2 separate regions of the Homo sapiens genome follow, and region 1 is linked to region 2. A link is an interaction called in ENCODE POLR2A ChIA-PET data of the cell type or tissue named here. Cell type or tissue: MCF 10A. All regions are shown on one strand. Links, peaks and the distances in the headings refer to the core of each region. The heading gives the core; the rest is flanking DNA. Region 1 overlaps CLDN14-AS1 (CLDN14 antisense RNA 1). Region 2 holds the start of LOC124905016 (a long non-coding RNA gene).

Evidence for each region. Peaks named below come from ENCODE experiments on the same cell type or tissue, not always from the same donor. Only the 100,000 strongest peaks of a DNase experiment are listed, where the experiment ranks them.
Region 1: POLR2A ChIA-PET joins it to region 2 with 8 read pairs; 2 of 35 experiments call an interaction of 5 or more read pairs at or near these places.

The regions. Positions count from the first base shown.
Region 1 is chr21:36,446,312-36,451,681 of GRCh38, reverse strand. All of the region lies in intron 2 of CLDN14-AS1 (CLDN14 antisense RNA 1), which reads right to left. Among named protein-coding and RNA genes, the nearest start is that of CLDN14-AS1, 19 kb to the right of the region's middle. In MCF 10A, for the core only: no CTCF peak of the experiment used is centred there; no DNase peak of the experiment used is centred there.
Region 2 is chr21:36,180,752-36,186,121 of GRCh38, reverse strand. The region is part of intron 2 of DOP1B (DOP1 leucine zipper like protein B); the gene reads right to left. It overlaps LOC124905016 (a long non-coding RNA gene), which reads right to left and starts at 2,158. Exons shown (of 2, transcript XR_007067855.1): 1 at 2,116-2,158; 2 at 965-1,560. In MCF 10A, for the core only: no CTCF peak of the experiment used is centred there; a DNase peak (open chromatin) is centred at 2,811.

The DNA of each region.
Region 1 (5,370 bases), core at 318-5,317, 270 kb before region 2:
AAGTAGGAGTCCCTAAAAGAAAAGAATACAGAAAACGGATGAGCGAAAATTATCTTTAAAAATGTTGAAATAGGCCGGGTGCGATGGCTTACGCCTGTAATCCCAGCATTTTGGGAAGCCAAGGCGTGTGGATCACCTGAGGTTAGGAGTTCGAGACCAGCCTGTCCAACATGGTGAAACCCCATCTCTACTAAAAATACAAAAGTTAGCTGGGCATGGTGGTGCACGCCTGTAGTCCCAGCTACTTGGGAGGCTGAGGCAGGAGAATCACTTGAACCTGGGAGGCAGAGGTTGCAGTGAGCTGAGATCGTGCCACTGCACTCCAGCCTGGGCAACAAGAGCAAGACTCCATCTCAAAAAAAAAAAAAAAAAAAAAATTGAAGTAGATTTTCCAGAACTAAAAGGGGACCTGAATTTCCAAATTGAAAGGGCTTAAAAAGCATCAGATTGAATGAATGAACAAAGATCTACATTAAGAACTAAGATACATCCTGGCCAGGCGCAGTGGGCTCATGCCTGTAATCCCAGCACTTTGGGAGGCCAAGGCGGCAGATCACGAGGTCAGGAGATTGAGACCATCCTGGCTAACATGGTGAAACCCCATCTCTACTAAAAATACAAAAAATTAGCCGGGCGTGGTGGCAGGCGCCTGTAGTCCCAGCTACTCGGGAGGCTGAGGCAGGAGAATGGCGTGAATCCGGGAGGCAGAGCTTGCAGTGAGCCGAGATCGAGCCACTGCACTCCAGCCTGGGTGACAGAGCGAGACTCCATTTCAAAAAAAAAAAAAAACTAAGATACATCCTCATGAAATTTCTGAACATAAAAGAAAAAGGACCTGAAAAAACTCCAGAAGGAAGGATTACATCCAGATCATATAGAAGGAGTGACTGGCTCCTTCTTACCCAAAGCAGCCCCCACATCCCAGTGAGTCATTATCTCAGCACACTGTTCATTTCCCACACAGTTTTTCTCAGAATGTGTAAGTATTTTATTAATTGGAACACACGCTTTTCTGAATCTTCCATTAGACTCTAGGGTCTGAGTTCAGAGACTGTCCACGTCATTTGCTGTTGTATGTGCAGGACCAGACATAGCCCCAGCTAAATTTCAGGTCTGTGGTTTTTTTTGTTTTGTTTTGTTTTGTTTTTTTGAGACTGAGTCTCCCTCTGTCACCCAGGCTGGAGTGCAGCGGCACAATCTTGGCTCACTGCAACCTCCAACCTCCCAGGTTCAAGCAATTCTCACGCCTCAGCCTCCTGAGTAACTGGGATTACAGGCTTGCGCCACCACACCCGGCTAATTTTTGTATTTTTAGTAGAGTCGGGGTTTCACCATGTTGGCCAGGCTGGTCTCAAACTCCTAGCCTCAAGCAATCCACCCACCTCGGCCTCTCAAATGTTGGGATGACAGGCCTGAGCCACTGCTGACCCGGGTCTGTATTTTAATTGGAGGGGGATGCAGGGAAGGCAGGAGGCTGGAGTTGTTCCTTGGAAAGCTAGCAAACCAGCTTTGACTCCCACTAAGGTATAGAGCCTGATGCCTCAGCAAGCTCAACTGCCTGAGGGTGGAGGGGAAAGGGCACGAAAAGGGACAACCAGGGGCTGGCTCTGAGATAGACTTAAGTCTAGCACCACCTGGCAGCCTACACAACCCAAGAACATCCTTGGGAGAGGCCTCAGCCCAGAAGCTGCCTTTGGAGGTTGGGTTAACTACAAAATTAATCTGGTTTCCTAGAGCATGAAGTCTGGAGGAGGGAGAATGGAGCACAGAGATGAGGGCAATGGGACGAGAAGGAGACTTTGGGAGGCCCAGGAGCAGTGGGCTCCGTAGCTGCCCTGTCCATCTATAATAGACTCCACCCTCTTACAGGCTCAAGTTCACACTCTGATTAGCAGAGGACACTCTCATCAGACTCCTCTGCCTGACCCAAGAGCCACAGGTGGTAGCACAGACCTTCCTTCCCTCACAGGGCTGCTCCAGGTCACTGGTCTTACAGCAATGACTCTGATTCTGCTGGCAAGGGAGGGTCCAACGGCAGCTAAAGAACGACAGCTTCAGCCAAGCACAGTGGCTCATGCCTATAATCCCAGCACTTTGGGAGGCCAAGGCAGGTGGATTGCCTGGGCTCAGGAGTTCAAGACTAGCCTGGGCAACATAGTGAAACTCCATCTCTACTAAAACACAAAAAATTATCCGGGTGTGGTGGCATGCACCTGTAATCCCAGCTACTCGAGAGGCTGAGGCAGGAGAATCGCTTGAAGCAGGCAGGCAGAGGTTGCAGTGAGCCCAGATTGCGCCATTGCACTCCAGCCTGGGCGACAAAGCAGGACTCCATCTCAAAAAAAAAAAAAGGACAGCTTCACCCCATCTCTGTCTCCTCCTTCCCCCTCAGCCCCCGACAACGGCAAAGCACTGTTCCTCTTATTTAGTATTTCAGTGCAAAACAAGAGCAGCATGTGAGAGGGGTCAAGGCCTTCACAACAGGCACCTTGGAGTCCATGAGTGGTTCTATGGGAGACCTTCAAGTAGGTGAAACTGGAGAATTCAGAAAATGTGAAATGATGGACAGGAATCCTCAAAAAGCCACAGACAATGATGTCACCAACACATTTCAGAGAGTAGAGAGTCCTTCTAATTAAAATGCAATAATGACCCCACAATTCTACTCCTAGGAATATATCCAAAACAGGTGAAAGCAGGGACTCAACAAACACTTCTACACAAATGTTCATAGCAGCATTACCCACAATAGCCAAAAGGAAGAAACAACTCAAATGTCCATCAATAGACCAATGGAGGAACACAATATGGTCTAGCCATACAGAGATAGTATACTCGCCACATGCATTCTGATACATGCCGCAGTGTGGCTGGACCTCCAAGAAAACATTATGTTAAATGAAAAAAAAAAAAGATACAAAAGGCCACATATTATGTGACTGCATTTATATGAAGTTGCATAATGTCCAAGATTCATTCATGTTGTAGCACAGATCCGAACTACCTTTTTTGGTGGGCGTGGTGGCTCACGCCTGTAATCCCAGCACTTTGCGGGGCCGAGGCGGGTGGATCACCTGAGGTCAGCAGGTCGAGACCAGCCTGGCCAATATGGCGAAACCCCATCTCTACTAAAAATACAAAAAAAAAAATTAGCCAGGCGTGGTGGTGGGTGCCTGTAATCCCAGCTACTCAGGAGGCCGAGGCAGGAAAATTGGTTGAACCTGGGAGGCAGAGGTTGCAGTGAGCCGAGATCATGCCACTGCACTCCAGCCTGGGTGACAGAGCAAGACTCCATCTCAAAAACAGAGTTGTTTTTTTTTTTTTTTTTTTTGAGACAAGGTCTCACTATGTCACACAGGCTGGAGTGCAGTGGCGAGATATGGCTCACTGCAGCCTGGACCTCCCAGGCTCAAGCTATCCTCCCACCCCAGCCCCCCAGGTAGCTGGGACCACAGGCATGCACCATACACCTGGCTGATTTTTTAATTTTTTTTGTAGAGATGGGTTCTTTCTATGTTGCCCAGGCTAGTCTCAAACTCCCAGCCTTGAGTGATTCTCCTTCCTTGGCCTCCCAAAGTGCTGAGATTACCAACCTGAGCAACAGCACCTGGCCCATTTTTTTTAAATGGTTGAAGAATAGTCCAATGTACAGATGTCCCATGTGCCATGTGTGTGCCCCACTGTATCAGCCCAGTCCCATGGGTGGTTGCCAGGGGCTGCGAGGAGAGGAATAGACAGTGAATTCTAATGAAGTATGGCATTTTCTTTGGGGATGATTTAGACATTTTTCAAGAGTAAAATATTTTTCACTAGATAGACGTGGTGATTGTACAACATTGTGTATGTACTAAATGCTACTGAATTGTACACTTTTATGTATTTATTTAGTTTTGAGACCGAGTCTCCCTCTGTTGCCCAGGCTGGAGTCCAGTCATATGATGTTGGCTCACTGCAACCTCCACCTCCTGGGTTCAAGCGATCCTCCCACCTCAGCCTCCCAAGTAGCTGGGACTACAGGCGTGCACCACCACACCTAATTTTTTATATTTTTAGTAGAGACGTGGTTTCACCATGTTGGACGCCTGAATTGTACACTTTTAAATGGTTAATTTTATGTTATGTGAATTTCACCTCAATTTTTAAAACATGTAATAGGAGACGATTTCCCAAGCTGTGACCAGGGAGGAAGACGGGAGCTCCCAGCCCAAGGCTGCAGTCAGGAAGGAGGAGGCAGCAGCCATGTGGGAGGGACATGGACAGCCCTGCGCTCCTCTCTGACCACTCCCAGAGTGAGAGCGATCTCTAAGGGGTGGCACCCACTGAGGGGTAACCTAGGGGTAACCTACAGAGTAGCATCGAAGGAGGATTTTCCATTGTTTGCAATGGAGTACAAGATGCAACTCTCTGCCGTCTCCATACTAAACCTTCAGTAAAATTTGTGAAACCACGAATGCCTTTGGGCAACTGGAAATGTTCGGAGGGAAACTGCAGAAACATTGAGTTCCATGACTGGGCTGGCGCAGCATGGAGCAGACACATGTATTCTCAGGAGCAAAAGGACAAAGGGACGATGGATAACTGAGCTCCATGAGAAAGAAAACTCCATTTCATCTGAAAATATGAAGAGCTTCGGCCTCTTGTCATAAACATCAAAGACCACTGGCTGGGTGTAAGTGAGAAAGGCCACACCAGGGATGCACACAGACACGGGATTGGGAGCACGGTGAGGGGCGCCACAGGAAGAGAAGGAAGTTCCGAAGGGCTCCCTGCAACCCTGAAATCCCTGCTGGCCTAGAAGAGCCAAAGGCATGAGTGGGCTCATTCGGACACTCTTCCCGCTGCAGACCAGCGAGACAGGAGGAAGAGGCTCTTGGCCAAACAGCACGAAGCCCCCACGGCCCTGCGCTTTCTTATCTGCTGTTCCCTCTCCCTGGCATGCTCTTCCCCACAATCTCCAAATGGCTCCTTCCTTTCCTTCATTCAAGTTTCTCCTCAAATGTCGACTCCTCAGAGAGGCCCTCCCTTCTCAACCGGGGAGATCTGGAGACACACACATACTTCGCAGCTGCAGGCAAGCAGCGACTGTTGGATAAAAACAAGCGCTCACATACACAACAGAAGTCTCCAGGCCAGGCTGCAAGGCACAACTCCAGCTCAACTCCTCAGTGAAGTGACTGCCTCACACCAATGCAGAAAAACAAACTGAAATACAAAGGTTACCCCCACATGCACAGAACAGCCAGTTTCCCACGGAGTCAACACATTCAGAGAGAAGCCAAAGGGCCGGAGTTTCCAGAAACCACAGCCTCCGTCCTCCTCCCAAACGCTAAGGCAACCACTCAAACAACTAAAGATCTAAAGAGAGAAGAG
Region 2 (5,370 bases), core at 283-5,282:
AAGAAATTCTCATGCCTCAGCCTCCCAAGTAGCTGGGATTACAGGCGCCCGCCACCACGCCCAGCTAATTTTTGTATTTTTAGTAGAAACAAGGTTTCACCACGTTGGCCAGGCTGGTCTCAAACTCCTGACCTCAAGTGATCCACCTGCCTTGGCCACCCAAAGTGCTGGGATTACAGGTGTGAGCCACCACGCCCGGCCCAGAAAATTACTTTTTAAAACACAAGGCAACAAACTCACCGCTGCCTCACAGCGGGTAATCTGCAGCACACATGTGCAAATGCTGCCCCTTATTTTTCCCCGTCAGAGTTTATTATGACACTTAGACTCAAAGCCACTCTGTCTTGCCACTAACGCCTACTTTCCCTGTCTTCCCATAGAGGAAGTTTAGGTAGCTGTGATGCTGTACAGTACCTTCCGCATTTCTAGACTTATATTTTATTCTTTTGCGATGGCACAGCACTTCCTCAGCCTTCCCTGACATTGTTACATGTTGCCCTCAACCCTGGAGTGTGGGCTTCACAAGGCGCTGGCCGACCTGAAATACTCGTCATACACCTGGGAAGCTGCAAGCAAGCCTTTGAACTCCAGTTTCTTCATCAGTAGAAGAGGCTGAGTGGCACTGAGTTTGGAGGATCCTAGGTTTGAAAAACAATGGTGGCAAGCATATAATAGGGGCTCACAAAGGAAACTGTTCTATTTGGGGGGTCTAAGAGCTAACAGTCTCAGAAGTGATGAAAAATGGCAGGAGGAGGTGAAGGCAGCTGAGTTCTGCAATAAACCACAGGAAAAGAAGGTAAGGATGTGGGGCCGACTCTCCCTTCAGAACACAGTCTACACCTTGAAATGTACATGATGCAGAGAACACTGCCATTCTTATGCATTTATCATCACAAACCAGAAAATCAAATAAAAGTAATCATACCATTAAAAATATAAAATAACATAGTATCGGGAGATGTTATTTTTCTAATTTTTAAACATATTTTATTGCACATACAAATGATCTGTTTAACAAACACCAAAGCTTATAGGGAAACCTGCTTGTTAAAGTCAGAGACAGAAGAAAAGGAAGAACGCCTTCGGGACACAGTCTTACTACAAATCCTCAACAGGTTTCAGTCCCCAAAGTTCTACTGGTAGAACTCAATATTCTTCAAAAGTCACACCCAGAACAGAACTGGCATGCTCTAATGAAATGAGATGTTAACTCCTCCTCCCCAGCGCCTTCTTCTAGAGAACTCCCAGAGGCCTTCCTGACCCTCAGCGCTACAGCAGATTGGGCGCAGAGTGGCTGTTCAGAGCTCCAGGCTCAACCTCCCACAGCGATCCTGTTCCCCGCAGCCCGCAGAGCCTCCCACACCTGAAGCGCACGTGGGCTGCCTGCTGGGTCAGCACTTGCTGCGTATGCCGGGCAGCCTGAGCACCAAGGAGGGGAACGCAGAGCCTCAGGCCGGCAGCGAAGCACACAGCTCTCCACGATAGCCTGTTCTGAATCCAGTCTGCGGTCTTCCTCCTAGTGCTTTTTCCTCCTGCTTCCCTGTCCCTGGAATAAGCTACCTGCACGGAAGCAGGAGACCTGTGAAAGAACCATCTCTCGGCAGCTGGGTGGGAAGGGGCCGCAACAGTGTATACAGGGGCTGGGCACGGTGGCTCATGCCTATGATCCCAGCACTCTGGGAGGCCGAGGTGGGTGGATCACTTGAGGTCAGGAGTTCAAGACCAGCCTGGGCAACATAGCGAAACCCGCCTCTACTAAAAATACAAAAATTAGGCCGGGCGTGGTGGCTCACACCTGTAATCGCAGCACTCTGGGAGACCAAGGCAGGTGGATCACCTGAGGTCGGGAGTTTGAGACCAGCCTGACCAACATGGTGAAATCCCATCTCTAATAAAAATACAAAAATTAGCCAGGTGTGGTGGTGCACATCTGTAATCCCAGCTACTTGGGAGGCTGAGGCAGGAGAATCACTTGAACCTGGGAGCCGGAGGTTGCAGTGAGCCAAGATCACGCCACTGCACTCCAGCCTGGACGACAGAGTATGACTCTGTCTCAAAAAAAGATAAAATAGAAAAAGCAAAAAACAAAAATTAACCAGGCGTGGTGGCACGCACCTGTAGTCCCAGCTACTCGGGAAGCTGAGGCAGGAGAATAGCTTGAACCTGGGAGGCAGAGGTTGCAGTGAGTTGAGACTGCACCACTGCACTCCAGCCTGGGCGACAGAGTGAGACGCCATCTAAAAAAAAAAAAAAAAGAAACCATGTACACAGGAAATGTGAAGATGGCATGAAAGCTGGGCTATCTCCAGATACATTCAAGCCCAAAGCTGACTCCTCTCTCCAAAAGGCAGCAGCTATACAACTCTGTCCCGGGCACTCAGAACAAAGAGGCAGAGTGCTGTGGCTGGCAGAGGCGGCAGGTGCTGGAAGCACACGACCCCCTCCAAAACACAACAAAGGTTCCGTAGTTGGAATGGTGCCTCCGCCATGGGGAGACAGAAGGTCCTCTGCAACTGCTCTGTAGGCGTCCTGCTCCCAGCCAGAAACCACTCCAACAGCTGCAAGACACTGCATCTTTTAAGGATGCACAAAATACCTTTACTGTCAACAGACAAGTACGTCCACGTCAGCCTGCAGAAGAAACAGGCTCTGGCTCTCGGGTTGAGGATGGTCCAGGGTTGTGAGCTCAGCTAGGACATGTGTGGCTGTAAAGAACAGACCATCAAGCCATACAGGTTTAAATGAAGCAATGTATTGCCTCACAAAACCAAAGGTCTACAGCAGTGGTTCTCAACTGGGGAAATTTTGCCCCCAGGGGACATTTGGCAATGTGTGGAAACATTTCTGGCTGTTACAACTTTGGGTGGAGGAGGGGGTGATACTGGCATCTACTGGACAGAAGTCAGGGAGGCCAGGATGGGAATAAGCATCCTACAGAGAGCTGGGCACAGTGGCGCGCACCTGTGATCCCAGCTACTCAGGAGGCGAAGGCGAGAGGATTGTGTGAGGCTGTAGTGAGCTATGACTGCATCTGTAAACAGCTCCTGCACTCTGGCCTGGGCAACATAGTGAGACCCTGCCTCTTAAACAAAAGAAAACATCCTACAGTGCACAGACCACCACCCACCCGCAGCCAGAATGTCTGCCATGCCACAGCATGCCAAGGCTGGGAAACCAGGGCTAAAGGAGCTCATTTCTGCATTTGGTTCCTGCAAGGGCTCAGTGACATCCCCAAAAGATCCAAGCATTCTGGTGCCTTACATGCTGTCAATGATGAATTGACTCTTCTTTTTTAGACAAGGTCTTGCTCTGTTGCCCAGGCTAGAGGACAGTTGTGCAAACATGGCTCACTGTGGCCTCAACCTTGTGGGCTCAAGCAATTCTCCTGCCTCAACCTCCCAACTAGCTGGGACCACAGGTACACACCGTCACACCTGGCTAACTTTAACTTTTTTTGTAGAGATGGGGTCTGGCTATGTTGCTCAGGCTGGTCTCAAACTCCTGGCCTCAAGCTGTCCTCCCGCCTCAGCCAAGTGCTGGGATTATAGATGTGAACCAGCACGCCCTGCCAGTGAATTGACTCTTAACCTATCTTTCCCTGTCGTGGCAGTGTGTGTTCCTTTTTGTCTCTTTGTATGAGAAAAAAACCTTTCCAGAAGCCACCCTGCAGCCTTCCCGCCATATCTCATTGGGCTAGAGCAGGTCATGTGCCCACCTCGAAATTAATCCCTGCCAAGGAAAGCAGGATTTTTAGGATGAAGTCCTAGAACAATAACATTTACTGCTGGGGCCCCCACCCTGCAGCGCATCACCACCTGATCCCCAAATATAACTGGGGTTCTCTATTGGCAAGAAAGAAGAGGGCAGAATGGTTATCGGTGGGTAACCAGTGCATCTGCCCCAATCTCAGAAATGGTGAGTCTGAACATGACCCCAGGTGCTCCAATTCCGGGCTCCTTCCTGCATTCCACAAATCGGAATTAGATTATCCTCCAACATATTTGCTTCCCAGGCACATCCTAGGCATTGGGAAAATCTAGCCTAAGTACAAGAATGACCCCCAAACACAAGAGTAATATATAAGGCAGAACTGTGATGCTTGGTAAAAAGCAATTCAATACTTTACATGTTGATCAGGTAATGAAATGACATGCCTTTCTTGCCATATAAAGATAAGTAGTTATTAAAGTTAGTAACCAAGGAATAAACTGATCCTTTATGACACAAGAAACAGAGGGAGGTCACAGGGTAGAGATGATGGTGAAACACTACAGACCCTTCCATTAAATGGAAGGTGAGTGCAGGCACTGGGCCCAGCCCACCCAAATCACGGCTCCCTTCTTCTTCAGTTAGGGCTGCAGCTGGGCCATGGCTGCCCAGTCTCCCTGGGAGGCATGGGTGGACATAACACGTGCCATCAGGACCTGGCTGGTTAAAACCTCAGTATGTGTGCTTCTCTGTGTCCTTCCCTTTTCCTGTGGGACAGAATGGCAATGAAAAGAGGAACTGTGAAAGCCACGTGTTCAAGAAGACAAGAGTCCTGGGCCGGGCGTGGTGGCTCATGCCTGTAATCCCAGCACTTTGGGAGGCTGAGGGGGGTGGATCACATGAGGTCAGGAGTTCATGACCAGCCTGGTCAACATGGTGAAACCCCGTCTCTACTAAAAATACAAAAATTAGCCGGGCGTGGTGGCACACGCCTGTAATCCCAGCTACTCGGGAGGCTGAGGCAGGAGAATTGCTTGAGCCTGGGAGACGGAGGTTGCAGTGAGCCAAGATCGTGCCACTGCACTCTAGCCTGACTGACAGAGCAAGACACTGTCTCAAAAAAAAAAAAAAGAAGACAGAGTCCTAGCTTGAGTTTCTGGAATGACCGTGTAGAAGAGAGCTGCCCACCCATCTGAATAACATGCTTAACTGATACATGAGTGAGGATAAACTTCAATTACATCGAGGACATTGATTTTGGACTTCTTTGTTATAGCAGCCAACATTACCGTGGTTAACACACTGATAGCAACATTGCTATTCAACACTGTTCCAGGAAATGCTAGCAAAATATTAGAAAAAAATACAAATCAGTATTGGTTGACGGTATACCTGTCTACCTGAGGAAAATAATCCCATTCACAATAGCAAAAACACATGTATAAAATACTTAATATACTTGAGGAACAGGAAGGTCTTATTTAAGAAGAACTCTTAAGGACATAAGTGAATACTTTTTTTTTTTTTTGAGACACAGTCTCACTCTGTCTGACAACCCAGGCTGGAATGCAGTGGCATAATCTCGGCTCATTGCAACCTCCGCCTCATGGGTTCAAGCGATTCTCATGCCTCAGTCTCTCAAGTAGCTGGGATTACAGGTGC